Regions from separate parts of the Homo sapiens genome. Here regions 1, 2, 4 and 5 are each linked to region 3. Evidence: chromatin loops called from intact Hi-C (ENCODE). Cell type or tissue: OCI-LY7. All regions are shown on one strand. Each heading gives the region's core, and the rest is flanking DNA. Links, peaks and the distances in the headings are about the cores only.

Region 1 (5,973 bases), core at 665-5,664, 590 kb after region 3:
TCACTTTTTTTTTTTAACCTAGGCATTAATCCTTTGGTTGCGAGCTACTAGTCTGATTTTTACTTACCAGATTATCTTTCTGTCTGTCTTACTCTCTGGGTATCTTTTTCTGTCTCTGTTTCCCCGTGTGTGTGTGCACGTGTGTGTGTGCATGTCTGTATGTGCAGGTGTACGTACGTGTCTGCATGTGTGTGTGTGTGCGCGTGCATGACTGTGTGAGTGTGTGTCTGTGCATGTCTGTGTGACTGTGTGTGTGTGTGTGTATGTGCACGTGTGTGTGTGTGTTTCTCTCTGTCTCTGCCCTCTGTCTCTCTCTCTCTCTTATTGGTCTATCCAGAATTTCTGACTTGGAACGGAAATCTTCACAGTTGAATTCACGTGCGGTGTCTTTCTCCCCTTTGCTTTTTCAGTTCCTCCAGGAGTGATCCAAAATGGAGCGCGGGTCCTGAGCCGAGGGCTGTTTCCTGGCGTGCGGCCGCTGCCAATCACTCCCATTGGGGTGACAGCGGCCATGAGGTAAGTGGGGAGTGCGCTGGGCAGAGCCAGCCTGGGGAGTGGGAAGGGCAGCTTTCTGTCCACGGGGTCCCTTCTGGAGACAGAGAGGAGCTGCTTCGAACTAGTGACAGCAATAAACCTGGTTTGCGTGCTCAGAAATGTGAAAGTAACCCCAAGAACTCCCAATCCAAATGCCCCCTTCTCTTTCTCGGGCCACCAGATGATCCTGGTCTCTTTACAGATGAGGAGATGGAGGCAAGTTAAGTTTTTTATTCTAAGAAGGCAGGGTAAGAGGTGGGCAGAAGAAAACAGAAGGCAGGATATTAATTGGATTCTAGGCTAACGGGCCTAGCGCAAGACCCAGTCCTGTCCCTCCCCTGTCCTGTGACTCTGGGCTCAGTTCCTTCATCTGTGAAACTCCTGCCTCCTACCAGGGGTTGCGGGGAAAATCAAATGCAAAATCAGATGTGAGGCGAGCTTTGGTACGTGGTCTATAAATAGCAGGTGGCATCATTCCCCTGCTTCCAAGAATGAGGCCAGCTGCCAAACCGCATGAACCCTTCCTTGGGACATTTCTCTCCTCCATGCTCTCCATCTCCACTGTCAGCCCCGGATCAGGGTCCACCGCCAGCCTGCGGCCCTCATAGGCACCATTGGCGGAGCCTCCTCCCATCCGCCAGCTGCTTCTACACCCACTCCTGCCCATCCATCCACCACTGCCAGACCAGTTTCCTAACTCCGTGCCCCTCTAGCTGTCTGCAGAAGCACCTTCTGTGACTGCCCCTGCATCACCCTGATAGTCCTTCCTTCTCCTCGAGCCAAATGTGTTCCCCAAATATGCCCAGTATTGGCCCATCTTATTCATACAGTTTTGTCTGCATAGATTCCCCTCACCCTCATATGTAAGGCAGCACGTCCTTCAAAATCTGACACAAAAGATGATCCCTTCCCAATGCTTTTTTTAATGTGGTCTGGGAACCAGCATCAGAGAAACTTCTCTTTGCCGTGAACCGATTAGCCCCATGCTTTAGCCCTTCAATGAGTGACCCTGTATGGTAGCAGTTTCTCTGTGTGTCCCTTTCTGTCCTGGGTGCTTTGTGTCCTGAGGATGAGGGCTAGCTCTCAATCAGTTGTCTGATGCCGCATCACTATTGCATGTGCCAGGTCCTGGTTGCTTGTTTAGAAAAAGCCTGTCTCACTGAGCTGCATCCCTTGAAGGTACCATCCCTCTCCTTCTGCGTTTACGGATCAAGTTTGCACCTGAAGGCCATTTTGCTTTCATAGTGTTTCATGTCCAAAAGGAAACCAACCCAGAAAGTGTGTTTAGCTGGGCCTGAGGGAGAAGCAAGGTCAAACTCCCCTGCCGCGTGCAGCTTCTCCACGAGCTTGTCTTTTAACTCCTCCTGCTGTTGTCAGGACAAGTCGCATAATCTTCAGAGCAAAGGTCTATAGGTTCTGATAAGATGGGAAGTTGTTAGCAATTAGAATAGCAACAAATTATAAAACCACTTATCATTTCTACTAATCTGACAAGGGGATATTTTCCAAAAATACATGGAAAGGTTTTTCTTGTACCTCCCCGGTATCTTTCCTGGCTACTCTCAGGTCAATAATTCTTGAGTTCCTAAGTGGTAAGCCTCTTTCCATGAAGCCAAAATTCCAATGCTCTTACCTCACATTTATGAAAAAGACATACTCTGTTTTTCATTCTTTCTTAAAATCTTTCCTGTGTTGCCTCATAGTTTACCTTCTTGGTTGAGAAGACTTGGAGACTGTGAACTATTTTTGCTTGGAGCAACAATGTATTTTTATTAGCAGATTCTAAATATAGACTTACAGTTTATCCTCTTGACCATTTTTTTTAGTGCCTTCAAGAGTAGCTTTCACTATGGGCCCAGCCATACCTTATAGAAGGGCACAGAAAAGCCAGGCGGACAACAGGTGGACCTTCAACAGGAGCCGCCTTCTCATTTTAATTCTTACTCTCATGGCATTTATGATGACAAATTTTACTGATTAGTTCCCTCTTGAGGTGTTATTTCAACTACCGATGGTTTCTTTCTAGTTAGAGAATAACAAAGCACTGCAGCAAACAGTCTTGTTTCTGTTGAAAGTTGCCACTCATGCAGTCCACTGAGTGCCTCAGCTGGGCTCCTTCCAGAGTAAAAGAAAACAAGACAGCCTCTGAGCCAAACTTGTGTATCAGACAGGTTCAGTAGGGAGACAGAAACCACACCAAGTAATTGAACAGAGAGACTTTAATGTTAACCAGGGCTGGGTGTGGTGGCTCATGCCTATAATCTCAGCACTTTGGGAGGCTGAGGCAGGAGGATCACTTGAGGCCAGGAGTTCAAGACCAGCCTGAGCAACATAGGGAGATCCCAGCTCTACAAAAAGTTTAAAAATTCGCCGAGGCCGGGCACATTGGCTCACGCCTGTAATCCCAACACTGAGAGGCTCCGGCGGGTGGATCACTTGAGCTCAGGAATTTGAGACCAGCCTGGGCAACATGGCGAAAACTTATCTCTATTTAAAAAAAAAAAAAAAATGACCTGGGCATGGTGGCACACACCTGTGACCTAGCCACTCTGGAGGCTGAGGTGGGAGGATCCCTTGAGCCTGGGAGGTCAAGACTGCAGTGAGCCGAGATTACTCCACTGCACTCCAGCCTGGGTGACAGAGTGAGACCATGTAAAAATCAAAATGATTAGAAAGAAAGCAAAGCTGTGAACCAGGTAGGAAGTTATTAACTAGGTAACTGAAAGGGTAAAAGATGACTCAGGGTATCATGGAGAGAGTCATTGCAGGAGGCAGCTACCACCTCTAGGGTTGACGGAACAAAGGGAAGAGGTTGGAATGATCACCCCATGGAGCTGAAACTCACCTTTGCGTGGGGGGCAGGGACTAGGAAGCAGCCTCTGATGGTGCTGGTGCCCCTAAGGGAACACAGTTCTGCAAGTGCTGGAAAAACTGCAAACTGGGTTTGGCACCTCCGAGAATGAATGCTGCTGCTGAGGTACAGAGGCATTGCTGGGTGGCACAAGAACAGGAAACAGGCAGGAGCCAGTTCTATCTTTCTCCACCACCTTCTCAGTCTCTCTATGGCACCCCCTGGTGGCGGAGCCTCACATGGAACCCAGTGGTAAAGTCCAGCCCCAGCCCCAGCCCCAGCCCCAGCCCCAGTTTGGGAAACAGAGTAGAAGGGTGGGTTTGAGACTGAGTGGCAATAGCTTTGTAATGGCACAGCTTGCTTCATCTCTGTCCACTACAAAAGGATGTATAGTCTAATTAAGGAGTGACTTTCCTGAGCATCATAGGAGTTTTGAACAAAATCATTTTGGTAAAATGTGAAACCATAGTTTGCAGAAGCTAGGCAAGTTACGATTTGCATAAACAGATAACCAGTAAAGAGGCCGGGCACGATGGCTCACACCTGTAATCCCAGCACTTTGGGAGGCCGAGGCAGGCAGATCACCTGAGGTCAGGAGTTCAAGACCAGCCTGGCCAACATGGTGAAACATCATCTCTACTAAAAGTACAAAAATTAGCTGGGTGTGATGGTATGTGCCTGCAGTCCCAGCTACTCAGGAGGCTGAGATGGGAGAATCGCCTGAACCCAGGAGGTGGAGGTTGCAGTGAGCCGAAATTGTGCCATTGCACTCCAGCCTGGGCAACAGGGCAAGACTCTGTCAAAAAAAAAAAAAAAAAAAAAGAAAGAAAGAGAGAGAGAGATAACCAGTAAAGAAAACCATTGTGCATTAGCAGTTAATTGTCCAAATACCAATTCTGAACTTGCCCCCCTCAGTTTTAAGGGAAATTAGGGGAAGAGGGGTAGTAAGCTCTGGAACATTAGGGGTACTTGCTTGTAGTATCTTTGCCCTCTTTTTGTAGGGCAGGTAGTAGACACTGAGATGCTTTTGGAAAGAAGGAACACAAACATAGCTATGGAGGCATCTGCCTAATCAGTGTCTGTGTAAAACCCATTAAGAAGTGCTTGGGGAAAAACATCTTGTTTTGCATTTTCACATTCATCATAATTTTAACATTTTTAATTTGGCCACATGTCAGTGGAACCCAAACTCAGCCAAGGCTAAAAAGGAAAGCAGTGCAGTGGAGACTAGAACAACACAGAATGTTATCTCCCAGACCACGTGGCAGTGCCCAAGTATTCTGTGTGTGCTCAGATGTTTACAGGGGTTGCTGCCCCAGTCTGTTCAGCTGGGGCCCAGGGAGGGCGGGAGAGTCATTAGCACCCACTAAAGACCAATTTCCCACTCTCTTTTGTGTGACAGGTTTTCCTTGTGAATCTAAGCGACTTCTCCTTAAGTGAAAATATTTGTCTTTCAGGGATTTTTTTTTCCTCCACAGAGTGGCAAAGGCCATGTTTGTTTGTCTTAACTCTGAAACTGTTATTGACATAGATGAAGTGTTACTTTTATTAGCTGATCATTACACAGCTTCTATTTGCCAGGTTCCTTTGCATATAATTATGATGTGAAATCTCCTTGTAAGAGTATCTGTCAATAGTGTAATTGACTTTACGGTGTTGACTTTTTACTCAATAACCTCCAAGATTGGCCCATCCTTAGACGTTGGAAACCTGCTTATTTTTAAATTTGCCTGGGCGTCAAGTCCTCAAGACACATCATCCTCAAAATAACTACTCACACATCTTAAAGTTTTATGCCTGTGTCTTCGGCTGCTTTCCCAGGAAAATCCCTTGCAGAGATTGCATTGAATGGAACCCATGATGGATAGCCCTGGGAGAGCTGTTGCTGGCCTTCTTGGGAAGGAGGAGTCCCAGGTTTCTTACATTCACAGCATCGTGGGCTGTCCCACACCCTGGGTTGGGTCACAGCAACCTCCCTGGATCTCAGCCACCTTGCTTTTAACCTTTAGGGCTCTTTTTGATCCCTACATGCCTCATCAGGTGGCAGAAAAGAATGACATGTCCAGGGCTCGCTGGAGGATTGGGAAAAAGCTGATGTGGGGAAGGCCTGTTCTGTAGCAACTGAACCAACAAAATACGTACGTGAACTCAGGAACCACATTTCCTCGGTCCATCTCCTGCAGCCGTGTGACCTCAGGGAAGTGCCCATGGGCTTCTCAAGAGGAAACGTGTGTCTGCCTCATGTGTTATTTGGATTCACACACAGCTGTGTGCCCAGCACATAGTCAGCATTCTGTAGGTGTTTGATAAATAAGTAACATGGAAAGCCTCATGGATTCACCTAGCCTGTCTCTCACAGACCTTCCCAGGTTTCCTTCCTGAGCACTGGAACCTCAGGTACCCCAAAACCTTAGGAGAAGGCTTAAATTAAATTCATGCCACCTTTCAGCACAGAGTACATTTGTTGGCAAAGCCATTGGCTTTGAAGAGTGCTGGCCATAATCTGGACTACAAGTCTAGATCACCCTATTTGTTGCCAAATTATATGAGAGTTTCATCCAATCACCGTCTAAGGCTGCTTAATTTTA
Region 2 (5,973 bases), core at 571-5,570, 430 kb after region 3:
CAAACCAACAAAAAGAATACTTGTCTTAAACGAGTGCTTTAGGGATTAAATTAAGTAAAATGATGTACCAAATGCCTAGCCCTTGTGCCTGGCCCAGGGAAAGTCATTGAATTTGATTTCTCCTTCCTCACCATTGCCACTGTCTTTTAATAATTGTGCAGTCTTGTTTCTGCAAATGCTGCATACCAAATATTTTTTTTCTTTGAGACAGAGTTTTGCCCTTTCACCCAGGCTGGAGTGAAGTGGTATGATCTTGGCTCACTGCAGCCTCCTCCATGCCTCCCTGCCCACCCCCAGGTTCAAGTGATTCTTCTCCCTCAGCCTCCGAGTAGCTGGGATTACAGGCACCCATCACCACACCTGACTAATTTCTGTATTTTTAGTAGAGACGAGGTTTCACCATGTTGGCCAGGCTGGTCTTGCACTCCTGACCTCAGATGATCTACCCACTTCGGCCTCCCAAAGTGCTGGGATTACAGGCGTGAGCCACCGCGCCCAGCCGGCTGCATACCAGTTTGGCCCTTATATATATGGTTTTGTATTGTGAGGAATCTTTTTATACTTTATGTTCTGTGCTTTCCCCTAGATTTAAGATCTGTGAAAACCAGGACTGTTTGCAAGTTCTCCTGGTGCTATAAACTTCACATGTAGGTGTTATTCAAAATATATTATTTATCAATGATTTCTCTTAGAATGCATAGCATAGATTATAAGAGTAGTGAAAAATATTTTCCTTTAGTTGCTCTGGGATGCCAGAAATCATTGGCTACCCTCCTCCCCTTTACAGTCACAAGTCCAGATGTTTGGAGGGGGAGGGAGAAGCTGGACTCTATGAAAGACAATTTAGCAATTTTGCAGTGTTGGTGTTTCTGACCTTCCATCTACTTCCCCATCTGTCTGCCAAGGTCCGAGTGTCCCTCTGGGTATGCACGAGGCCAGACTGTTTGGACCTGGTCATTCTTCAAGCCTAAGACAGGCTGCCCAGGGATAGAAAGGTTATAAATTCCAGGCTGTTGACTCCAAGGCACCAAATATTGTCACAGGAGGAAACTTTTTTGCAGCTGCTGTAGAAAATGTAAATGTGGCTGGGCACGGTGGCTCACGCCTGTAACCCCAGCACTTTGGGAGGCTGAGGCAGGCAGATCACCTGAGGTCAGGAGTTCAAGACCAGCCTGGCCAACATGGTGAAACCCCATCCCTACTAAAAATACAAAAATTAGCTGGGCTTGGTGACACGTGCCTGTAATTCCAGCTACTCAGGAGGCTGAGGCAGGAGAATTGCTTGAACCTAGGAGGCAGAGGTTGCAGTGAGCTGAGATTGTGCCACTGCACTCTAGCCTGGTGACAGAGCAAGACTCCGTCTCAAAAAAAAAAAAGAAAAGAAAAGAGAATGCAAATGTGCTGACGGTGGTGCAGGCCAGGAATTGCTCCAGCTTTGTCTTGTTCATTATTCCTTTGAAAAGAAGCCTCCCTCTGCTCCTCTGTACATTTCTGCGGAACTGGCACTTGAAAGGTAAGGCGCCGGAGCTCTCCCTGCCCCAGTCATAATGGGAAAAGTTTTCACCCCAGGCCAGCCCAAACACTCAATTGTGTTCTTTCTCTACCAGATACATAATCCGTGTTTAAATCTCTTGGCAGTCACTCATTAGTTTTTTTCCCCTACATTCTTTTCTTCTTTGATGAGAACAAAGCCCGGCTCCTCCCAGCTCCCAATCTTGCTTTTCTCTCCCAGGAAATCTCCCTGTCGCACTTTGATCCCATAGGAAGAAAGTCACCCAAATGCTATCCTTCTCTACCTGCTAAAAGAGGAAGATCGCAATTCTTTGTACTACCAAATCTGTGTGCAGAACTCACAAATCTGTGGTGCCAGAGGTCCTGATTTTTCTGGAGGCATTCTGGCGGCATACCATGGCCTGACTACCTAAGGACCCCTCTCTTGGGCACCTCCCCCTCCCTGATTTTTAATGGATTGTTCTTGAGAAAGGAAGGATTGGACATACGGTGACTCCAATGGAATTTTATTCTTATTAAAGCCCTTTGAAGTTCCCTCTTTCTAACACCACCCTTTCTTACCCTCACCCCTTAGATGTGGCATGTTCCATCATCAGAGTTGTTGAAGTTAAAGTTATAGGAAAACCAACCTGAATTTCTCTAATACAACTCTTTGATGTAGAGTAAAACAAAAATCTATTTCCATCCGATATTCTAGGCTTCTAAGAAATGAACTATGAAAGTAAGCTGTTTAGCACTATAGGACTGTAAAGAATTTTAAATTTATTTTATTCCATCTGCTTTGGACTCCAAACCATTCTGGATTTTGATTGAGAGGCAGAAAACCAAGCATTTATTGGGCACCTACTGTGTGTCAGACTTGGTATACAGACAGCATGTGAGAGGCTATCACGTGCCTATAAAGAGCAGGTCACACAGCTTGCAGATGGCTGAGCTGGGACCTGAGCCGGCCTCATCTGACTGTTCTGACCCCATAGCCTGAGTTCTTCTCAAGGTAATTTGCCACCTTGTGGTCACTGTCTTCTGCAGAAACATTCTTCGATGAGCTTTGGAAAGGAAGAATGACATATCACTTGTTAAAAAGGAATTTAGGGTTTGTAGCATAGTGAGAGTAAGAGAGATGGGAGGTGAGAGTTCCTGCCATTGGAAACTGGCAATGGTGAGGAAACAATGACAATTAGAGGGAGAGCCATGGAAATTGATGGGGGAGGCGTGGGGAGGAAGCAGAGAGGATTCTGTGTGGATGGATGAATGGATGGATGGATGGATGGATGGATGGATGGAGGCACCGTTAGGAGAATGGGGAAGGGGTGACTAAGGATTATGAATGTGTGTGTGTGTGTGTGTGTGTGTGTGTGTGTGTAAGGATCACTTCTGTTTTAGACAAAATCGAAAAGCGAATGTAGGGTGGGGAGAATCACACAATATTTTAGGGATTATTTATACGTTTGTTTAATAAGAAAAAAAGAGAGTCAAACCTCACCATATTATAAAGCTTTCTTGCCCATGAATTCTTCTTAGAGCAAATGAGGGTTTCCTCTTGTTTTGTTCCTCTTAAACTCTCAGTCATTTTGGGAATAAATGTCTATACTTCAGCTATCTTTCTAATCATTTCTTATATGTATTTGTTTTTGATATGTCTGTAGGGAGAACTGACAAGGACTCTCACCATCTTTTGAATTTAGTTTTTTTAAAAAAAATTATTGTTGTTAGAGCAACATATTTTGTTAACATTCTTTAAAAATGAAAATCTCTCTAACCACCGTCCTGAATCTCTAATATTGTACACAGTAAATATTTGTGAAATAAAAATGAATAGATATAATTAGCATCCTTTTATTTGATATTGAAGTCATAAAATGGATTAAAGACACAGGGTTAATTTTATTTTGTTAAGGAACAAGCAGTGAAGATTCTTCCAAAAATGCCTGGCTGATTTCTGGTTGACCCAAGTGTATAAAAATTAAGCTCTAAATAATTATCAAAATAGTGTCTGTAAATAGCATATTTGCTGAGGCAAGACTTAGATCGTAGGAATGATGAGCACTGTTGGTCATTTTGGCTGTGCCAAGTTCAATAGACCACTTGTGGCCAAACGCTACATGTGAGGATGTTTTCAGTAATCTAAGCAGGTGTAGGAATGACACTCAGTTTGAGAGACTCAACTGAAAGTAATGTGCTGGACCACTGAGTTGTTTTACAATTAGTCTTGGAAAACTTGGGGGTTTTTGGTCCTTCTGTGCCCCCAGCTTTATTGAAATATAATTGATGAATAAAAATTGTGGATATTTAAGGCGTACAGTGTGATGTTGTGATACACACATTGTAAAATGATTACCACAGTTTAACATATCTATTACCTCATATAGTTACCATTTGTGTGTGTGTGTGTGTGTGTGTGTGTGTGTGTGTGTGTGTGTGTGATATGAAAATAGTTAAGTTCTACTCTTTTTCAGGTCTGTAATCCCAGCACTTGGGGAGGCTGAGGCGGGCAGATCATGGGGTCAGGAGTTCAAGACCAGCCTGGCCAAGATGGTGAAACCCCATCTCTACTAAAAATACAAAAATTAGCTGGGTGTGGTGGTGCACGCCTGTAATCCCAGCTACTGGGGCGGCTGAGGCAGGGAATTGCTTGAACCTGCGAGGCGGAGGTTGCAGTGAGCTGAGATCGCACCATTGCACTCCAGCCTGGGTGACGGAGCAAGATTCTGTCTCAAAACAAGGAGCAAGATTCTGTCTCAAAACAAAACAAACAAAGAACAAAACAAAACAAAACAAATCTACTCTTTTATTAGCAAATTTAAAGTATAAAATACAGTATTATTAACTGTAGTCTCTGTGCTGTAAATTAGGTCTCTAGGGCTTTTATTTTATTTTATTTTATTTTATGTTTGATGAAGTCTTGTTCTCTCACCCAGGCTGGAGTGCAGTGGCATGATCTTGGCTCACTGCAATCTCCACCTCCCAGGTTCAAGCCATTCTCCTGCTCCAGCCTCTCGAATAGCTGAGACTACAGGTGTGCACCACCACACTTGGCTAATTTTTGTATTTTTAGTAGAGACAGGGTTTTGCCATGTTGGCCAGGCTGGTCTCAAACTCCTGACCTCAGGTGATCCACCTGCCTCATCCTCCCAAAGTGCTGGGATTACAGGCGTGAGCCACCACATCCAGCCAACTTACTCATTTTATAACTGCAAGTTTTTACCCTTTGACCAACATCATCTCGTTTCCCCCAGCCCGCCTCACTCCCCAACCCCAACCCCTGGTAACCACCCTTCTATTCTCTGTTTCTGTGAGTTTGCCTTTTTAAAATTCCATATATAAGTGAGATCATGTGCTATTTGTGTTTCTGTGTCTGGCTTGTTTCATGTAGCATGATGTCCTCTAGGTCCATCCATGCTGTCAAAAATGGCAGGATTTCCTTCTTTTCTAAGGTCAAGTAATATTCCTTTGTGTGTGTGTGTGTGTGTGTGTATACCACATTTATATACATATATATATATATATATATATATATATATATATATATATATACACACCACATTTTCTTCATTAATTTATCTGTCAGTGGACACTTTGGTTGTTTCCATATTTTGGCTATTGTGAATAATGCTGCAATGAAATTGAGAGTGCCATGCAGATATAGTATCTCTTTGAAATAGTGACTTTATTTCCTTTGGATATATACCCAGAAGTGGAATTGCTGGATCTTATGGGGGTTCTGTTTTTTTTTTTTTTTTTTTTTTTTTTTAATAGTCTCTCTGTGTTCACCCAGGCTGGAGTGCAGTTGGCGCCATCTCGGCTCACTGCAACCTCTGTCAAGCGATTCTCATGCCTCAGCCTCCCAGTTAGCTGGGATTACAGGCAGGCGCCACCATGCCTGGCTAATTGTTTTGTATTTTTAGTAGAGATGTGGTTTCACCATGTTGGCCAGGCTGGTCTCGAGCTTCTGACCTCAGGTGATCTGCAAGTGCTGGGATTACAGGCATGAGCCACCACACCCAGCTGTTCTGTTTTTAATACTCTAAGGAACCTCCATACTGTTCTTCGTAATAGGTGCTGAGCCTTTTTTTTTTTTCTTTTGAGACGGAGTCTCGCTCTCTCACCCAGGCTGGAGTGCAGTGGCGCGATCTTGGCTCACTGCAACCTCTGCCCTCTGAGTTCAAGTGATTCTCCTGCCTCAGCCTCCCGAGTAGCTGGGATTACAGGTGCCTGCTAATTTTTTTTTGTATTTTTATTAGAGACGGGGTTTCACCATCTTGGCCAGGCTGGTCTTGAACTCCTGACCTCGTGATCCACCTGCCTCGGCTTCCCAAGTGCTGGGATTACAGGCGTGAGCCACCGAGCCCGGCCTGGTGCTGAACCAAATTACATTTCCACCAACAAGGTATTAGAGTTTCCTTTTCTCCATGTCCTCACCAGTACAGACAGTCTTTCTGATAGTAGCCATTCTTACAGATG
Region 3 (5,973 bases), core at 442-5,441:
AATAGGAAGTGACTTACCTTAGGAAACATGCCTTGCTCTTTTTTGTTTTTCATGTTTCTAGAATGGTTTCTTTCAGGGTTGGGGTAGAACAGCTTGTAATTTTAATATACATTTATTGATTCTAAAACTGTCTAGTGTTAGGATTTTAGGAATATATTTTTATGAGGATTCAAGTAGCATAATAATTTTCCAACCAGCCATGCTAGCAGAGCCAAGGGCTCAATTCTTTAGGACAGGGGTCGGTCCTTTTATCTGTAAACATCCTGTGCTGTTGGCTGGGTTCAGGTGTATGGTAACTGGCTTGACCTTAAAAGGCGCTGGAGGTGATGGTGGTGACTATGCTACTGCTGCTGCTGATAGCAACTATTGATCTCACAGGTGAGGCCAACTGCAGTATAAACCCCATCCTCTTTATTCTAAGGAACCATTACACTCTCTGTGTATGATGGATGATTGTTTGATGACGGTTAGATCAGATCAGAGATTTATTGTTTCCTACTTGTCGGTGATGTAATGATGACTTTAGGCACAAAGTTCTTTTCATTGATAGGCAAGTTTGCCCCTTTAAGCAGGGAGTGGGAGATGTCCTCGTGTTTGGTTTAGGCTGGGTCTCTCCAGACCAGTTTGTCTTTAGAGCCCATTGGAAGCAGTACAGCAGCTCAGTATCTGTTGTCTGTTCCCACGGTGGCTAGCGGGGATGGGGCTTATCATTTCTATGAGAACTGTAATGAATCATATAGGGGGAATCCTGACTTGAGGCGAATAGAGGCACACAATTAGTTAATTGCATCGATTTTACTGGTGGATTGCTCCCTATCTCAGTTCCCACACATTGCTATGTAGCTTGCAGTGTCTCTTATGGTGGGAATACACTTCTCTGCTCCATTGATATTGGACTTGGCACCATGACTTGCTCTGGCTAATGAGATGCAAGCGGAAGGGAGTCTGTGCGGGTAGGAGCTGAAGCTTTGGAGGCTTCACCCTTGCTTTCTTTCTCATTTATTCCTTTCCCTCTTCCATGGGAATGGCATGTCCCCGATGGGCACCGCTCTTTCAGCCTGGGCTGTCACATGCAATGTGAGTGAGAAATACATACTTGTTATTGTGAGCCACTGAGATGTTAGGAGCACTTGTTACAACATGTAACCTAGTGAAAGCTGACTGATACAAATGGTCACTTATTGTCCTGGTCATTCTGGTGAAAAATGGTCCAACCCTTAAACATGTGGCTATAGACTGAGCTTGTAACAACTCTACCCAAGAAAAACATCCTAAATCGAAGAAAATGAATGAACTACAGTCAGATTAAACCAACAATAACAAGAAGCCAATTTCGTATATCAAATTTGCAAGGGCTATAAAAATAATAGTATTAGAAAGAGTATACCAGAAACAAGCATTCTTAGACATTGTTAGTGGAAGTATAATTAGAACCACAGTGCTGGAGATAAATTCAGGAGCAATACTGATACCAATAATAGATGGTATTTATAGAGTGCCTTTATGTGCCAGGTTCTACTATTTTAAGTTTTTTTTGTTTTTTTTTTGTTTTGTTTTTTTTTAGAGGGAGTCTCGCTCTGTCACTCAGGCTGGAGTGCGGTGGCGCAATCTCGGCTCACTGCAATCTCCGCCTCCTGGGTTCATGCCATTCTCCTGCCTCAGCCTCCCGAGTAGCTGGGACTACAGGCGTCTGCCACCACACCTGGCTAATTTTTTGTATTTTTAATAGAGACGGGGTTTCACCGTGTTAGCCAGGATGGTCTCAATCTCCTGACCTCGTCATCTGCCCACTTCTGTCTCCCAAAGTGCTGGGATTACAGGTGTGAGCCACTGTGCCCAGCCTACTATTTTAAGTTTTATTGACCTTACTTGAATTAATAAAATTGATTTACATGTACTAACGTAATTCTTGTAATCATCTTGTAGGGAAGGTATTATTCTTAAAAATATATATATTTCAAAACCCTTAAAAATGTTTCTTTGCTCTTTGACGCACATCTGGGAGTTTATCCTAAGGAAATAATTACAGATGAGGTGAAAAAGCTTTATCTAAGAATGTTCGTGGCAGAATCGTTCATAATTGTGAAACTCAGAAGCAATATAAACATCCAGAAAATTGGAATCTTTTAAAAAAGTTGAACGCTTTAAAAGAGATATAAAAATATATGGTGGACATGAGAAGACTTTTATTTCCATTAAGTAAAAAAAGCAGCACTTTTTTTTTTTAGTGGCAGGGCACAGTGGCTCACACCTATAATCCCAGCACTTTGGGAAGCCGAGGCAGGGGGACCACTTGAGGTCAGGAGTTCGAGACCAGCCTGGCCAACGTAGTGAAACCCTGTCTTTACTAAAAATAAAAAAAAAATTAGCCGGGTGTGGTGGTATGCACCTGTAGTTCCAGCTGCTAGGGCGGCTGAGGCAGGAGAATCATTTGAACCCAGGAGGCAGAGATTGTGGTGAGCCGAGATCGCGCCACTGCCCTCCAGCCTGGGTGACAAGAGTGAAACTTCGTCTCAAAAATATATATAAAATAAAATTAAAAGTAAAATAATTTAAAAAAGCAGTTTAGTGAAAAATGCAGTGTAGACCTGCATTGTGTAATACAATAGCCACCAGCAACGTGAGCACTTAAAATGTGACTAGTCTGGGCCAGGCACAGTGGCTCATGCCTATAATCCCAGCACTTTGGGAGGCTGAGGTGGGTGGACCACCTAAGGTCGGAATTCGAGACCAGCCTGACCAACATGGAGAAACCCAGTCTCTACTAAAAATACAAAATTAGCCGGGCGTGGTGGCACGTGCCTGTAATCCCAGCTACTCGGGAGGCTGAGGCAGGAGAATCGCTTGAACCTGAGAGGAGGAGGTTGTGGTAAGCTGAGATTGTGCCACTGCACTCTAGCCTGGGCAATGAGAGCAAAACTCCGTCTCAAAAAAAAAAAAAAAAATGTGACTAGTCTGAATTGAGAAGTGCTGTAAGTGAAGACTTAATATGGAAATAAAAGAATATAACAATATTTCATTAATTTTTATGTTGATTCAAGGTTGAAATGATAATATTTGGGGCATATTACTAACATTAATTTCCCCTGCTTTTTTTGTACTTTAAAAAAATGTGGCTACTAGAAAAACTTGAAATTTCATATGTGGCTCATATTTATTTTAGGACTTGTGACCACACAGTTTCTGTTACAACTGCTCACTTGCGTTGTAAGTCAAAGCAGCCATAGATGACATAGAAATGAATGGACATCTCCGTGTTCTAATAAAACTTTATTTATAAAAACAGGTAGCCAACCAGGAGGGCAGTAGTTTGCTTAACCGTGGTCTAGACCAGAGTTTCCTAACCTTGGGCCTTTTGACATTTGGGGCTAGGTAATTTGTTGTTGTTGAGGGCTGGCCTGTGCGTTTTAGGATGTTTAGCAGTATCTCTGGCCTCAACCACTAGATGCCAGTATCACCACCTGCCCCAGTTTTGACAACCTAAAATGTCTGCAGACATTGCTGAATGTCTTCTGTGGGGGAAAAATCACCCTGATTGAGAACCACTGGTCTAGCTCATATGATTTTATTTCCGAGAAAACAAAAATTGTGTGCATGTGTAGTGTTCTGGATGGGTACACACCAAGGTGCAGGAGTTACGTGTTTGGTTTTTTTCCCCATCTTTTCATTTTTTGCATTTTCTAAATTAAGCATAGGTTATTTAATATGTAAAAAGGAACAATCGTGGGGCTGCATGTGGTAACTCGGGCCTGTAGTCCCAGCTACTTGGGAGGCTGAGATGGGAGGATCGCTTGAGCCCAGGTGTTCCAGATGCTTCTGGGCAACATAGAGACCCCATTGCAAAAAAAGTAGGGGGATGGGGCAAATAAATAAATAAAACAATTGTGTAGACAAAGAAAGCCAAAAAGACAAAGATAAAATGAGACTCAGAAAGAAATCCACGTGTAGAAAAGAAAGTGAGAGTTGGGGGAGAATGCTACTTCATCCCCAAAAGACAAGTTCTCTACTTGGCCAGGCCCTCAACTGCCACTCCAAGATGTAATATCAAGGGCAGCAGATGTGGTTGGGCCAATGATCTCTGGGTTGATTATGGGTTTGGAAAAATACATCGGCCACACTGGAGTAGGCAGGCCCTCGCCTGGTGTGGTGTAACTATTTACCAAAAGGAAGCAGGCTTGATTTTGATGTACACACCACACCTCCTCAGGTGTAAGGCACACTGGGACCTCCACTGCTTGAGTCCACCAGGGAAAGGAGGAAGTAAGGAGTTAGACAAGATTTCAGAATGAAAAATTGAAACGCTGACTGCACTGAACTACTTCTCACAAAAGCCCAGGCAGTAACATTTTAGCAACTAAAAAATCAGTGCCAATTTACTGATATTTAAAATTCATGTTATTATAAATCAATTATTATTATAAGTAACTTTACTTTGTGCTTGCCATGCACCGGGCAGTGTACCTCATTTAATCTTCCATAATCTTCCTTATAGTGCTGAAAGGTAGGTGCTGTGCTTAGGATAGTTTTCCAGTTGTGGAACCCAGAGCTCGGAGATGGTAAGTTATATGCCTAAGTCCCACAGCTAGCAAGAGATGGAACCAAGGCTGTAGGCCACTCTCTGAGTTGACAAGTCATGCCCTTGTGATCTAAACTACAAGGGTGTACATTTTCTCTTGGGATTCAAGTTCTTATTTTGAAAGAAAAATACATAGCTCCTAAGAATTATGGTTTTTTGGAATTAGTCCTTTCCAGGAAAAAAAAGACTTTGCTCACTGTCATCATTGGTGAGAAGCTAATAAGCATGTCAAGTTCAGGTGTAGTTTGAGCAACTCAGTGAAGAGGTAGAGAGAGGTGAGGCAAAGATCTAGGCAGGAAGTGACCCTGAAAGCTGGGTGGCCTGATACTGGGATCTGGGTGGTGGGTCCATCAGAAAAGGGCCCCAGCCAGTGTCTGGAGAGATTGAGGGCATGACAGAGAGAGACTAGACTCCATAGAGAGGGCACTGGCAAGAGCTGGACAGGCCGCCATCATGGAAGAGGGGTGCTGGGAGGGAAACTGATTCAGAAGTACAATTCTCTGGTATGCAGGCACAGAAGTGCCAAGCAGCAGTCCTACAGCATGACCATGGACATTAACTCACTGACTGCTCTGTGTGGGAGTCGGTCAGCTCCAGAGCGGGGGTGAGGTGGCAGATGAAGGGTAGAGGTGATGCCAGGTGTCTGGAGTAGGGGAGGCAGGTGTGGCAGAAGCTGTGGATGGCCCCCAATGCCTGTTCTTCCCTTCTGCCTTGGTACTAGAGCTCCCAAATTTTATGAATAACTGGGCACATGGCCACCAACCTCCCTTGCAGCTCAGTGTGACCATGCCCTTCTTCTCCTACTATCCTTCCTCTGGTAGGGATGCAATGGCTGGAACTCCAGCAGCCATTTGAGACCATGAGGTGGGTTTGGCATGGTGGCTCATGCCTGTAATCCCAGCATTTTGGGACAGCAAGGTGGGAGGATAACTTGAGGCCAGGAGTCGAGACCAGCCTGGGCAACCAAAGTATAAATGCATCTACAGAAATTGTTGGTCCACACAGTGTCATAAGAATTTTGAAGGCCAGGCGTGGTGGTGGCTCATGCTTGTCAGCCCAGCAGTTTGGGAGGCTGAGATGGGAAGATCACTTGAGCCCAGGAGTTTGAGAACAACCTAGGTAACATAGCAAGAGCCCGACTCTACAAAAAATAAATAAATAAATAAACTAGGTATGGGGGTGTGTGCCTGTAGTCCTAGCTACGTTGGAGGCTGAGGTGGGAGGATTGCTTGAGCCAGGAGGTTGAGGCTGCACTACAGTGAGCTATAACTGAGCCACTGCACTGCAGCCTGGGTGACAGAGTGACATCCTGTCTCACAAAAAAAAAAAAAAAAAAAAAGACCATGAGGTGGGTACTCTTGTGATTGGTGGAGCGAGAACATGGAGACTGGCTTCCT
Region 4 (5,973 bases), core at 404-5,403, 460 kb after region 3:
AAAGCTTCCAAGTAATGATTATTACATTTAATAATAATTAGATTAGCGTTCCACAGGGACTGTTTTCTGGAAATTTTGGTAGGACAGTCACTGAGTAACACACACACTCAGAGCAACCTAGGTTTCAGGCCATTGGGTGGGACATGGCCTATTTGCTTTGTTTTGGTCGCGTTTAAAGTTAATCCAAAATCAATTTCTTTTTCAAGATTAAAATGTCACTACTCTGTCTTCCACTTCAGGCTTCTGCAAACTTTTTCTATGAAGGGTCATGTAGTAACTGTTTAGCACAAAATAGACGTACACATAAACAAGTGAGTGTGTTGTGTCCCAATAAAATGTTATTTATGGCATTGAAGTTTGAATTTCATATAATTTTCACTTGTCAAGAAATAATATTCTTCTTTTGATTCTTTTTTCCCTGACCATTACCAAATGTCAAAGCCATACTTAGCTTCCAGCTAGTACAGTTTGGTTCATAATTTGCCAACCCCCGTCCTAGTTCTGACTTTGTAGTCAGAATTTTGTCTTTTGGGGAGAAAACTCCACTTTGCATATGAAGGAGAACCAAAATGGGCCGGGCGCGGTGGCTCACGCCTGTAATCCCAGCACTTTGGAAGGCTGAGGCGGGCGGATCACGAGTTCAGGAGATTGAGACCATGCTGGCTAACACAGTGAAACCCCGTCTCTACTAAAAATACAAAAAAATTAGCCGGGCGTGGTGGTGGGCGCCTGTAGTCCCAGCTACTCAGAGGCTGAGGCAGGAGAATAGCGTGAACCCAGGAGGCGGAGCTTGCAGTGAACCGAGATGGTGCCACTGTACTCCAGCCTGGGCAACAGAGCAAGACTCCGTCTCTCCGTCTCAAAAAAAAAAAAGAGAACCAAAGTGTGTGTGTGTGTGTGTGTGCATGCGTCTGTGTGTCTGTGAGTGTGTGTGTGTGTGTTGAGCTTTTCTGTTTCTTCAGCTCCCCTCTTGGGGATGAAGCAGGGTCTCTAGACATTAGAACTCCGGTTGTTGGAGCCTGCCACCAGCAGTTTAGTGCTGATGGCAAGGAGGCTCGCCTCAGGGACTGAAAAACTCTTCTCCACACAGAGAATTCTAAATGACTCTTGAAATAGAGGGAATTGAGAATGCAGACAAAGGCAGAAACTTGAGAGGAAAGCTGCTGAGCATTATATGCACATAGCTCTGTAAGGGTTGTGAAAATGGTGGTGGTGTTCTCATAATTTCTTTGCAAATATATATGTATTTTAAAAGGCTTAGGTCTCTCAGCTGCTTCTTTTCATCCTTATTCTTAGAGAAGTAGGCAAAAGACATGCTTCCACAAATTATAAACACCTGGTTTTGTTTAGTATCCTATTGAGGGAAATTAGGAAAGTTGCAGAAACATTCAGTTTTCCTAAATTGTTTTACAAAACCTGTGACAATGCACTGCAGACATATGCATTGTATTTAGTTAGATCCGTTTAATAAGAATCATTCTTATCAGGGCACCTCCCAAATCCTTCATAAATATAAGGCTTTTAAATATTTGTCTCCTTTTATAATTAGTCTAGATTTAGCAGTGGGTCTTCCTGATTTGGGAGGAAGCATGCTTCATGGTTGCCTGGCAACAGCTAATCGTGGTATTAGGGGCCAACAAAACAGTTGGCAGAAACTGTAAATTCTTTTGTCTTGTTAACAAAAAATGATAGTTAAAGATACAGCAGTATGTTAAGTCTGTTCTGTTGTTCAAACATATAACTTACGTGATAAATTCCTATGCTAATATAACCTCAGTGTGCTGCTCAAATTTATAGCTTGTTTAGAGAACCTGCTCACTTCGTACTTGGGTCACATGTCATCTGCTCATGGTACTGAAACTCATCGGGTAGGACAGTGATGTCATAGAGGCGTCCTTTTCTCAAGGGCTCTTAAGATGAATCTGAGGTTTTTGTTGAACGATGGGTTCTGAAACATATGTGAAGCTCCAGCATAAACGTCTGAAGTCAGGATTCTGGTTCTTAAGCAGGAGCCGCGAGTTCACCATCGATGACCTCAGTTCCCATCTCCTAGTGGCCCTCAGTGGGTACAGACACCAGCACCCGGCCTGTGTGATCCGTCCTGGTGCTGGCCAGGCCTTCCTCTCGTCCCCTCCAGATCAGCCGGGCTCAGCGTAAGTTTTCTAGGACAACTTCGTAAAATGAATTCTCATTTCATAAGCAAATATAGTGTGAGTCATGCTTTGGCCACATAGAATTAAGAAGGAAGAAAAAACACTATTTATTTGGTTGGTACTTTTTTTTTTTTTTTTTTTAAGAAACTACACTGTATTCCAGATTTGTCCGCAGATCACTGTCAGCTTCCTCTCCTCTGGGTATATGTTTTTAAAGGACGTTGTCTATTATGGGTCAGGGTCCCCCGCTCCACCAGGCACTTCGGTGTGTATTTTCTCACTTAACTCCCAGCTCTGTGCAGAAGGTCTGGGAGACACCAGTGCTTAAGCCAAGTTTTATGGGGGCCAGACGAGGAGCAGCCGGGTTGAATGCCCAGGTTTTCTCTGGTTTCCAAGCCCATACTCTGCTTTATCCTTAGTTTTGGGCCCAGTTTTCAGAACACATCCAGAATCATCCATTTGCCCAGCAAACCAACATAAGGTATCAAATGAATGGCCAAGATGTTGAATGTATTTCATCCTTTGTTTCCTTGATTTCTAAAAAAACAGCCCTTAGATATTTTTAACAGAATTTTTAAAAAGCACCCCCTGTTGTCTAAGTTCTCTTTTCTATATGATCTTTGCCGCCTCTCCTGCCCCCACCTCCACCATAGTCAGAAATCTCACATCTCAACAAACATCTCTCTCCTGTCTTCACCGCGGTTCTGCTCACAGCCACTTTCCCCTTCAAACTGGACATTTTGGATTTTCCCTGCTAACCTTACCGCCCCTTCCCGCCCCTTCCCGGGCTCCAGCTCAGCAGGAAGAAATGTCGTCAGCAGAGGCTGCAAACCCAAGCCTGTCCCTTTTCAGTGGTATTTTTACTACGAGCTGAACTACTTCAGCATCATGTAAACACGCTGGAGTGTGTTCACAGCTGCCTCTCTTTTAAAGTTGAACCAGCTCAGAACTAAAAGGGGAACTGCTTTCAGGTTCTGTTCAAGTTTGCATGTGACAGCATCAAAGCTATTTTTAGCAGAGTGATCACCGGCAAGAAGCTGGAAACGGCTGCCTTCAACTATCAACAGTGGAAAGAAAGGATCATTTATGGACTGCTGCAGCTCTTGAGTCCATTTATATGGGAGACACAGGGGTGTGTAAATCTCTTCTTCAAAGTTACAAGGCGTCTTGTCCCCCATCACCTTTGCAGAGACAGGGCAGTGTTAATTTAGTGCTTGGTTGCCTGGGCTCCAAGTTAAAGTAGATACACTGATAATAGTGAATTATAGGACTGTCCTCAATGTCTGTTCTGAGAAGAAGGCGATGTATAGATGCTCAGAAACATCCATTAAACTTTTGAAGTGTTTGTATTGTTTCTTCAGTTTTCCTTTTCTTTTCTGTAGATCACCAAACTCAAGAGACAGCAGGAAACGGGAGGTAGTTATGTAAGCATCATGGCAATGAAGAGAGCATGAGTCACTTACTAGCCATGCGACCCTCATTAAGTGACTTTTCCTTTCTGAATTAAGTGTTCTTAGCTGCAAAATGAGGATCATAATACCAGCCCTATATACTTTATAGGGCTAGTTTTTTTTTTGTTTTTTTTTTTTAGCAGATGTTTATTGAACACCTACTCCATGCCAGCTCCTGGGGACATGAGCTGAATCAGATCGTCAGTGTCTTCAGAGAGCTCACAGTCTAGCTCCATAAATAACTAACTTATAATACCCTGTGTTTCATGGAAAGGAGACAGCATAAGACAGATAGGATCTGCTCTCAGCATGGAGGGAGGCAGGAAGAAGACAGGAGGAGCAGTATTTTCAAGACAGCATAAAAGTTTGCAAAGAAAACAAGGGAGTGAGGGACATTCCAAGCAGGGGCAACTGAGTAGCAATGACAGAGGTCAAAGGCGCTCTGGTGTCTCCAAGGGACCATGAGCAACTTGGTATTGTCAGAGCGAAAAAAACTAAAAGACAAGGGGTGGCAGGAGAAGCTGGAGCAAGTGGAGCCAATTGTTTAGTGCTAAAGAACCTGGAAGTGGCACAGGTCACAGGGAGCCAGGAGTCATTTTGAGCACACGATTGACTGGATTATACACAAATTAAAGTGGAGTCATTGCTAGCAAAAGTCCCTGAATCTGTGTATATGAAGTGGTAGCAGTTTAGTGCAGGCAAAGAATGCCCTACACATAAAGTGTCCTCCCTGGAAAGGCTAAGCTGTAGCACAGTACTAAAACTTGGTGGCCTGTGACTCCTTTGAACAATGCCTTTGAAGAGGGCGGAGGTGGGCAGCCTTTGAAGAGGGTGGAGGTGGACAGAGAAGGGCAGATGAAAGGGAGAGAAGTAGCATACCTTCTCAGACCCGATTGGTACTGGGCTCTGCAAGTGGCTTTGGAGGATAAGTCACATCCTTCAGGAGCTTTCAGGCCAGGTAGCATTGAAGAGGAAGGCACGAGCCTTGGCAGCGGTGTGTGGCCTGTGTGTGCTCAGGGGACTTGCAAAGGTGAGCCCAATGACCCAGCACCAAGAAGCACAGCCCATGTGTGTGAGTCAGTTTCCTCCAAAGGTTTCAGGAGGCTAAGGTTTTTCGGGTTATGTTTAAAGCTTCAATTGTGTGGTCCTCTTTATTCGCCATAGGAATTCAAAGAAGAGGGAAGCACAGAACAAAACAAAGTAAAACAAAGCAAAACCCTCACAATCATACGTAACTGTTTACACCCAGAAAGAAAGGTGCTGAGAAGGCATGGTGTGCTACCACATTTTGTAAAGCTTGATGGACACACCCTCATAGTTACATAACTATGGCCAAGAAGTGACATTACTCTTTTGAAACTATGTTCTCTTCGAATTTAATGCTATCATGGAAGTTCAGCAACATTATTTGCCTCAGTTCACTTCCAGGAGAGGAATAGATGTTTCTATAGTTTTTCTCGAAGCATCGAATGGGTATTAGGTACTAGGTGTGTAAGAATCAGTTTCTTCGGCTCCAGCCCATGTGATGGTGGAAGAAAACCAACGCACTTGGCCTTCCCAACCATTTCGTTTTGGGTTTTCCTGAGCTACACTATGTGGGGAGGGACTGAGAGAGGGACACGTGGGACAGTTTGCGAACAGCAGAGAGTCACAAGCAAGGAAAAGGTTGGTACAGGTGGTGAGGGAGGTGGCCAGAGGTCACCGGGAAAGGAGTGAGTAGACAGGGTACCTTTGAGGTCGGGCCGGGCCTTTCTGCTCAGTTGGAAGTATCAGGACAAAGACATGGTTAAGGCGCTGATGCCCATCACAGTACTTTGTTGCCTTGGGAGACAGAAGAGATTACTTTTTGGAATTTTTTTTTTATTTTGAGACAGAGTCTCACTCTGTAGCCCAGGCTGGAGTGCAGTGGCATGATCTCGGCCCACTGCAACCTCTGCCTCCCGGGTTCAAGCAGTTCTCCTACCTCAGCCTCCCAAGCAGCTGGGATTACAGGAGCCTGCCACTGCACCCAGGTAATTTTTGTATATTTAGTAGAGACGGGCTTTCACCATGATGGCCAGTCTGGTCTTGAACTCCTGACCTCGTGATCCATCTGCCTCGGCCTCCCAAAGTGCTGGGATTACAGGCGTGAGCCACCGAGCCCCACCACATTTTTTTTTAAGATGGGGTATCACTCTGTCACGCAGTCTGGAGCGCAGTGGCATGATCATGGCTCATGGCAGCCACAAGTTCCTGGGTTCAAGTGATCCTCCCATTTCAGCCTCCTGAGTAGCTGGGACTGCAGGTGCGTGCCACCACACCTGGCTAATTTTTTTTTTTTTTCTTTTGTAGAGATGGGATCTCCCTATGTTACCCAAGCTGGTCTCAAA
Region 5 (5,973 bases), core at 599-5,598, 270 kb after region 3:
CATTGCACTCCAGCCTGGGAGATAGAGCAAGACTCCATCTCAAAAAAAAGAAAGAAGATTCTGACACATGCTACAACATGGATGAACCTGGAGGACATTACACTGAGTGAAATAAGCCAGTCACAAAAAGGCAAATATTCCGTGGTTCCACTTTTATGAGGTAGAAGAGTCAAAATCATAGAGACAAAGTAGAATGAAGGCTACCAAGGGCTGGGGTCGGGGGAATGGAGAATGGGGAGTGATTGTGTGCTAGGTACAGAGTTGTAGAGATGGATGGTGGTGATGGTTGCATGTCATTATGAATATATTTAATACCACTGAACTATACACTTAAAAGTGGTTAAGATGGTAAATGTTATGTCATCTGTATTTTACCACAATAAAAACATTGCGGGGTGTAGGGGGATGACAGCCAGCATCTGGAATGGCTTACTTCCTTAGGGAGGCTAAATATAATAATTACTGCTGCTCCCAATCCCCCTTTCACTTCCAAAGCCCAAGGACCCCCCCAGGTATCTTTCCACTCCAGGGCCCTCTCTGAGGAGTGGTGTCAGGACTTGGGCTGGCACTCCTGGGAAGGAAGGTGGCGCGGGGTGTAGTGAGCAGGCTGAGATGATCTGCTCTGGGAGCGCTTGCTGCACTCCTAAAGCCTTGGGAGAAGAAATGGGTGGGTGAGGTCAAAGAGGAGGATTTGCCTAACTTCCACCACCAGCCATAGTTAATCCCCAAACCAATTAATCTGATACTTAGTATCTATCCTTTTATAACTATTGTTAACTCTAGTCAAGTACTCTTTTTTTGAGACGGAGTTTTGCTCTTGTTGCCCAGGCTGTAGTGTAATGGTGCCATCTCAGCTCACTGCAACCTCCGCCTCCCGGGTTCAAGAGATTCGCCTGCCTCAGCCTCCCGAGTAGCTGGGATTACAGGTGCCTGCCACCACACCCAGCTAATTTTTGAATTTTTAGTAGAGACGGGATTTTACCACGTTGGCCAAGCTGTTCTCGAGCTCCTGACCTCATGATCCACCCGCTTCAGCCTCCTAAAGTGCTGGGATTACAGGCAGCCAACTGCATTGTGAGCATGCTTAGGAGCAGCACGGCCCCTATAGAGAACATCGGATCAGGTGACCTAAGCAAGGTCTGACACTTACCTTGTGGCCTAGGACCAGTTGCTGATTTTTGGAGCCTCAGTGTATCTTCTGTGAAATGAGATTGGTGATACCTACCAAGTTAATTCGTGGAACTCTCATGAGAGTCAAATGAAATAACCTATGTCAAAATGCTTTGTGATACTAGAGGAATGTAAGGGCATTGATAATGGCAGAGATTTGAACTTGAAGCAAATAAGAGGCAGAAATGTAAAGTTAATGGAAGGGACTGCAGTTTTCATTGCTGTGGTTCTGCCTCTGAAGTTTATGAGTACTGGTTGTGATTAGTTAAAGGGTAATCCTTACCTGCCCTGCTAATACTTGAAGACTAGGTTTTCTACTGGACCCTAACATCTTTTTGAGATTGCTTTTAAAAAGTGATGAATTTCTTTAACCAGTAAGGTGTGTATATATCCATTTTCTGTTCTGCTTTATTTTAGGAATGAATTTATTATTATTATCATAGTAAATAGCCAAGCATGATTCAATTTAGGAAAATAACAGGAAAAGTTTGCTCATCTTTTCTAGGCTAATTTTGCCATAATCCCCACAAATAAAGTAGTGGTTTCTTTAAAATATGCCAGTTCAGGGTCACAGAGCTGCACTTTTAAAGCCTACAAGTGATTATTTAGTGCGAAAATTGTATTCAAGTGAAACACATCAGCATGCAAATCTAAAACGTGGCCATTTTCATCTAGATTGAATATTATTAACCAGCCCAAGGGATATGATGTAATTAAGATTTTGAACAGCTTACTTTTGTCTACCGTGATGAATATTACCCCAATATTTAAAGCGGCTTACCAGTTGAATAATGAGAAGGTGGCCCAGTGCACCAATAACCATACATTTTGGCTTTTAGGTGCAGTGAATGAGTTTGACTTTTCTTCACAGGTCCAAGCATTGATAAGGACAGAGATATGAACTTGAAGCAAAAAAGAGAATGTTCAAATTCCAGGAAAATCACAATTCCTTTCTGAATAATGGCAGATTTCCATGTCATTGCCTACTCACTCATTTTAATACCTTCTTGCATGGGTTTAGGAATAAAGACCAAGTGGGGACAGATGAATCCCTTGTTAAGGGTTTATGCTTTTGCCTAATTAAAACTATTGGGTTTATAGCCTGCTAATGCAGCTCTACTTGGAAGGGAGAACAACTCTTAGCTTGGATCCACTTCAGAAAGTTTGCAAGGCCTCCCTCTGCCTTTCAGAGAACTGAGAAGGTACATTTCTGATAGCATCTTTCTTCTGGTGCCATTCCAGGATAACTGTTCTTAGGGGAGACAAGATGCTCACCTTTTCTGTCCTTCCCACACCATTTTAAAAGAAAGACAAAGTTCTTTATTTCTCCCAGGAGAAGTTCAGGAAAGGATCCATTGCAGAGCTGCACCACCTTAAGCAGACAGCCCAGCCGGCAGGCTAGGTTGGTACCACGGCTCATTTCAGCCATCCGTATTTTCAGGTGTACCATATGTATTTAGTACATCATTTGATAATGCTAAAAAAATATTAAAGCAGTGTGAGACTAAAGGAGAAAGAAGATGAATGTTAGCATTCCCCTGGGGTTCATGGGTGAAGGAATTAACACAGCGTGGCACTCTACCCTAGCTGTGTTTGTTTCCATGGCAACAGCTACGTACATGTTTCAGACTATCTACAGTGACACAGTTGCAGAAATAGTAGCTTGCAGGTTTCTGATATCGCATCAGTGGACAGGCGGCATGCACTATATTAAGTAAGTGTAAAAGAATTTAAAATATAGCTCTGGATTCAGATGTGTATTAGCTCAACTGAACGATGTGTCGGGGGTTGCGGCATTCCCCTTCTGCACGATGGCAAAATCTGGGCAAAGTTGAAAGTTGCAAGATTCCAGTCAAACAATTGTCCTTGCTTGGGTAAATATCCTCAAATGAAAAAAAATGTGAGTTACAAAGGTAAGAAAATGGCCTTGGCAGATGACATATCAAAGAAGGATATTGTTAATGAAGCTATTTTTTTTTTTTTTGGAGGGGGGTAGAGATGGATAAGAAATGAAAGCTTTGGTTGGAAATAGCTGAGTCTTAAAGCAAATCGAATGTGCAACAGAATCTTTTTAACAGCTGCTGAGTTTATGGCAACTAAGGTCTTTGAATGTATCACTGTAGAAATTGCTTTTATATCAGAATGATCAGGTGAGGAGCAGAGAGGTTGATTAGGTGTGCGGTTAAGGGGAAATCGGGGCTCCATTGTCTTTTCTGAAAGCTTATGTAAATATCTCATTCTCTCCAAGCTGACCCTGGTTTGTCTTTGACATTTGCTGCTACTTTTTAGTACCATTTGCTGGTATCTGTGTTGATCTCATGCTGCCACATTGTAACCTTATATGACTTCAGTGTTGGTTACAGAGCAACCAAGTAAAGATGATAGACTTTGTAAGTGTGTGACTTTGCAACCAAATTGTGCAGTAATTTCGGAGGAGTGTTCAAATGAGTATTTATTTGCCTGCTAGACCCCTACTTTTGAATAGCAGCCTAGGTATTAGGTTAATGGATTTCAATGTGCACGTTATGATTGTGGGAGCTTTCAAGTATGTTGTAGTGCAATTTACACTGAGTTTTTAATGTCAAAAAATTTTTTTATTTATGCCCATTATTCGATTTAAGCCTGCATTTACCTCATAGTTTTATTATTCGTGTATCAGTGAAGAGAATGTAAAATGGCATGGTAATTTAAGCTAATCTATTCATTTGAAGAAGGTTAGTTTTCCGACCATAGGTGGACTTTTAGAAAAAGCGATGCAGACAGCTCTTTGGGCTGTATGAGACTATTTTTTTATGTGCACAGGGAACTATCTACAGTATGTACTGCATATTATTCTTTATAGTCATTATTTGATCAGATGTTAAGAGAATACCTCTGAGGCGCTCGGAGTTTCTGAGCACCCACGCATGTGGAGGGCCAGGACAGGTTTTGGATTATAAACCAGGGACTTGAACCCTGGAATGTACCACACCCCAGTGGGTAGATACAATGTGCCTTTCTAAATAAGTTGATAAATGAAATGAATGTTGAAGCTTTCCATATATGCCCATGTGTAGTCTGAGCAATCCAGAGATGGGAATTGAAATTTGTGTCTTCTATGGGGGTTGTTTTTTGGTTTTATTTTATTTTGTTGAGACAGGGTCTCACTTTGTCGCCCAGGCCAGAGTGCAGCGGTGCTATCTCGCCCTACTGCAACCTCTGCCTCTTGGGCTCTAGCGATCCTTCTGCCTCAGTTTCCCAAGTAGCCGGGACAACAGGCACATACCACCATGCCCAACTAAAAGACCTCACTATATTTTCCAGGCTGGTCTTAAACTCCTGGGCTCAAGCCATCCTCTCGCCTCAGCCTCCCAAAGTGCTGAGATTATAGGTGCGGACCTTGGGAAACTTTTTAATGGTGGCTCATACCGAAGGCAGCTCCATTCTCAGAGGACGAGCTGCTCTGCCCACTTGTACCCCCAACTTCAGTGGAGTTTTAAGACCCATCTTTGGGGTGGGTGGGAGGGCAGACCTCTGTCCCCATGCCCTGGCTTGCCTGGTGTGTGCCCCATGTATCCTGGGACTTCTCTGTGTGAAAGCTGCATGATCCCACGTGTGCTTGGCCCCCCCAGGCTGAGGGGACCAAATAGCATTGGTAGGAGAGAGTTTACATAACGTTCTGTTATTGTGTTTGAAGGACCTTGGAAAACTTGGGCTCAATAACCTGGGACTCTGACACTGGAGAACAAAAAAGTTTCAGTGAACTACTTGGATGACTAGTTCAACTTTTGTTTTTTGGGGAGTGCTGGAGCAGGCCTTTCCAACAGTCAGGACGTTTGTGTATGTTTTTCATCATACAGAAATATTTTCCAGTGTAGAAACAAACCAAAACAAAACACCCGTCTATGCTATTTTAACTCTTTTGTAAGAATAGAAAAACACATGAACCTAAATGTAAAGCGCTAGGCTGAACTCGTCATTGGAATGTGAAATCTTGGCAGTACTTAGAGGAAACTCAATCGCTTCCATTCAAAGGGCCAGGAAATTGATTTAGAAAAAATAAAATAAATTTGAGGGATTCCCAAATAGTGGCAAGGTGGAATGACTAAGAGAAGCATGAAGGTACAGACGGATCTTATTCCCAGTCATAAATGGTGGTAAAATGGTCCGAATAAACCTCCCGAGGCAGAGCTCATCTGGAGTCTCCATTGCCCAGAACTTCTGAAGATTCCCAGAGACCACAGGATGAAAGGTTGGCATCCAGGGCTTTCCACTTTGAGTTTCTTTCCAGCTTCTCGTCTCACTGTGTTTTCTTTTCCTTGGGCATCCTGTGCCCCTGTCCATGGGTCCTGAATTCTGTGCCCTGACCATACTTGAAAGCACATAGGCATTTGCTCTCACCGTTACCTCTGTCCAGATGCCTATAGTCCCATCTTTGCTTTGCAAGGCCCAGCTTAAATTCTGCTTCCTCTGTAAAACCTTACAGATCTCCCCCTTTCATTGAAATGATTTCTCCATCCTCCGCGTTCACTTAACCATTTATTTGTCAATGATCATAGCACATATTGCATTGTATTAAGGTTAGCAGTGGCCGGGAGCAGTGGCTCACGCCTGTAATCCCAGCACTTTGGGAGGCTGAGGCGGGAAGATCACCTGAGGTCGGGAGTTCGAGACCAGCCTGACCAATGTGGAAAAACCCCGTCTCTACTTAAAAAAAAAAAAACAAAAAACAAAATTAGCCAGGTGTGGTGGCGCATGCCTGTAATCCCAGCTGAGGCAGGAGAATCGCTTGAACCCGGGAGGCGGAGGCTGTGGTGAGCCGAG

Evidence for each region. Peaks named below come from ENCODE experiments on the same cell type or tissue, not always from the same donor. Only the 100,000 strongest peaks of a DNase experiment are listed, where the experiment ranks them.
Region 1: a loop joins it to region 3, with 5 times the contacts of the local background. A loop is called at or near these places in 29 of 110 quality-filtered maps.
Region 2: it touches region 3 in a loop (10-fold over the local background); 9 of 110 quality-filtered maps call a loop at or near these places.
Region 4: a loop joins it to region 3, with 6 times the contacts of the local background. A loop is called at or near these places in 2 of 110 quality-filtered maps.
Region 5: it touches region 3 in a loop (4-fold over the local background); 2 of 110 quality-filtered maps call a loop at or near these places.

Annotation. Positions count from the first base shown.
Region 1 is chr14:89,175,244-89,181,216 of GRCh38, reverse strand. FOXN3 (forkhead box N3) reads left to right here. Exons shown (of 6, transcript NM_005197.4): 5 at 411-516. Among named protein-coding and RNA genes, the nearest start is that of FOXN3-AS3, 170 kb to the left of the region's middle. RefSeq lists an enhancer at 5,519-5,973. In OCI-LY7, for the core only: CTCF peaks have their summits at 3,402 and 3,604 (motif pointing left); a DNase peak (open chromatin) is centred at 3,576.
Region 2 is chr14:89,333,040-89,339,012 of GRCh38, reverse strand. All of the region lies in intron 3 of FOXN3 (forkhead box N3), which reads left to right. Among named protein-coding and RNA genes, the nearest start is that of FOXN3-AS3, 14 kb to the left of the region's middle. In OCI-LY7, for the core only: a CTCF peak has its summit at 2,535 (motif pointing left); a DNase peak (open chromatin) is centred at 2,492; H3K27ac peaks cover 458 bases.
Region 3 is chr14:89,765,436-89,771,408 of GRCh38, reverse strand. No RefSeq gene overlaps it. Among named protein-coding and RNA genes, the nearest start is that of EFCAB11, 190 kb to the left of the region's middle. RefSeq lists enhancers at 3,118-3,167, 3,957-4,226. In OCI-LY7, for the core only: CTCF peaks have their summits at 3,242 and 3,446 (motif pointing right); a DNase peak (open chromatin) is centred at 3,458; H3K27ac peaks cover 569 bases.
Region 4 is chr14:89,301,266-89,307,238 of GRCh38, reverse strand. The region is part of intron 3 of FOXN3 (forkhead box N3); the gene reads left to right. Among named protein-coding and RNA genes, the nearest start is that of FOXN3-AS3, 46 kb to the left of the region's middle. RefSeq lists enhancers at 1,881-2,150, 3,064-3,263, 3,364-3,423, 3,454-3,523. In OCI-LY7, for the core only: no CTCF peak of the experiment used is centred there; DNase peaks (open chromatin) are centred at 1,608, 1,958, 3,108, 3,578 and 1 weaker place; H3K4me3 peaks cover 3,515 bases; H3K27ac peaks cover 4,491 bases.
Region 5 is chr14:89,491,041-89,497,013 of GRCh38, reverse strand. It overlaps a transcript of FOXN3 not described here. Among named protein-coding and RNA genes, the nearest start is that of FOXN3-AS1, 77 kb to the right of the region's middle. In OCI-LY7, for the core only: no CTCF peak of the experiment used is centred there; a DNase peak (open chromatin) is centred at 2,773; H3K4me3 peaks cover 1,503 bases; H3K27ac peaks cover 1,031 bases.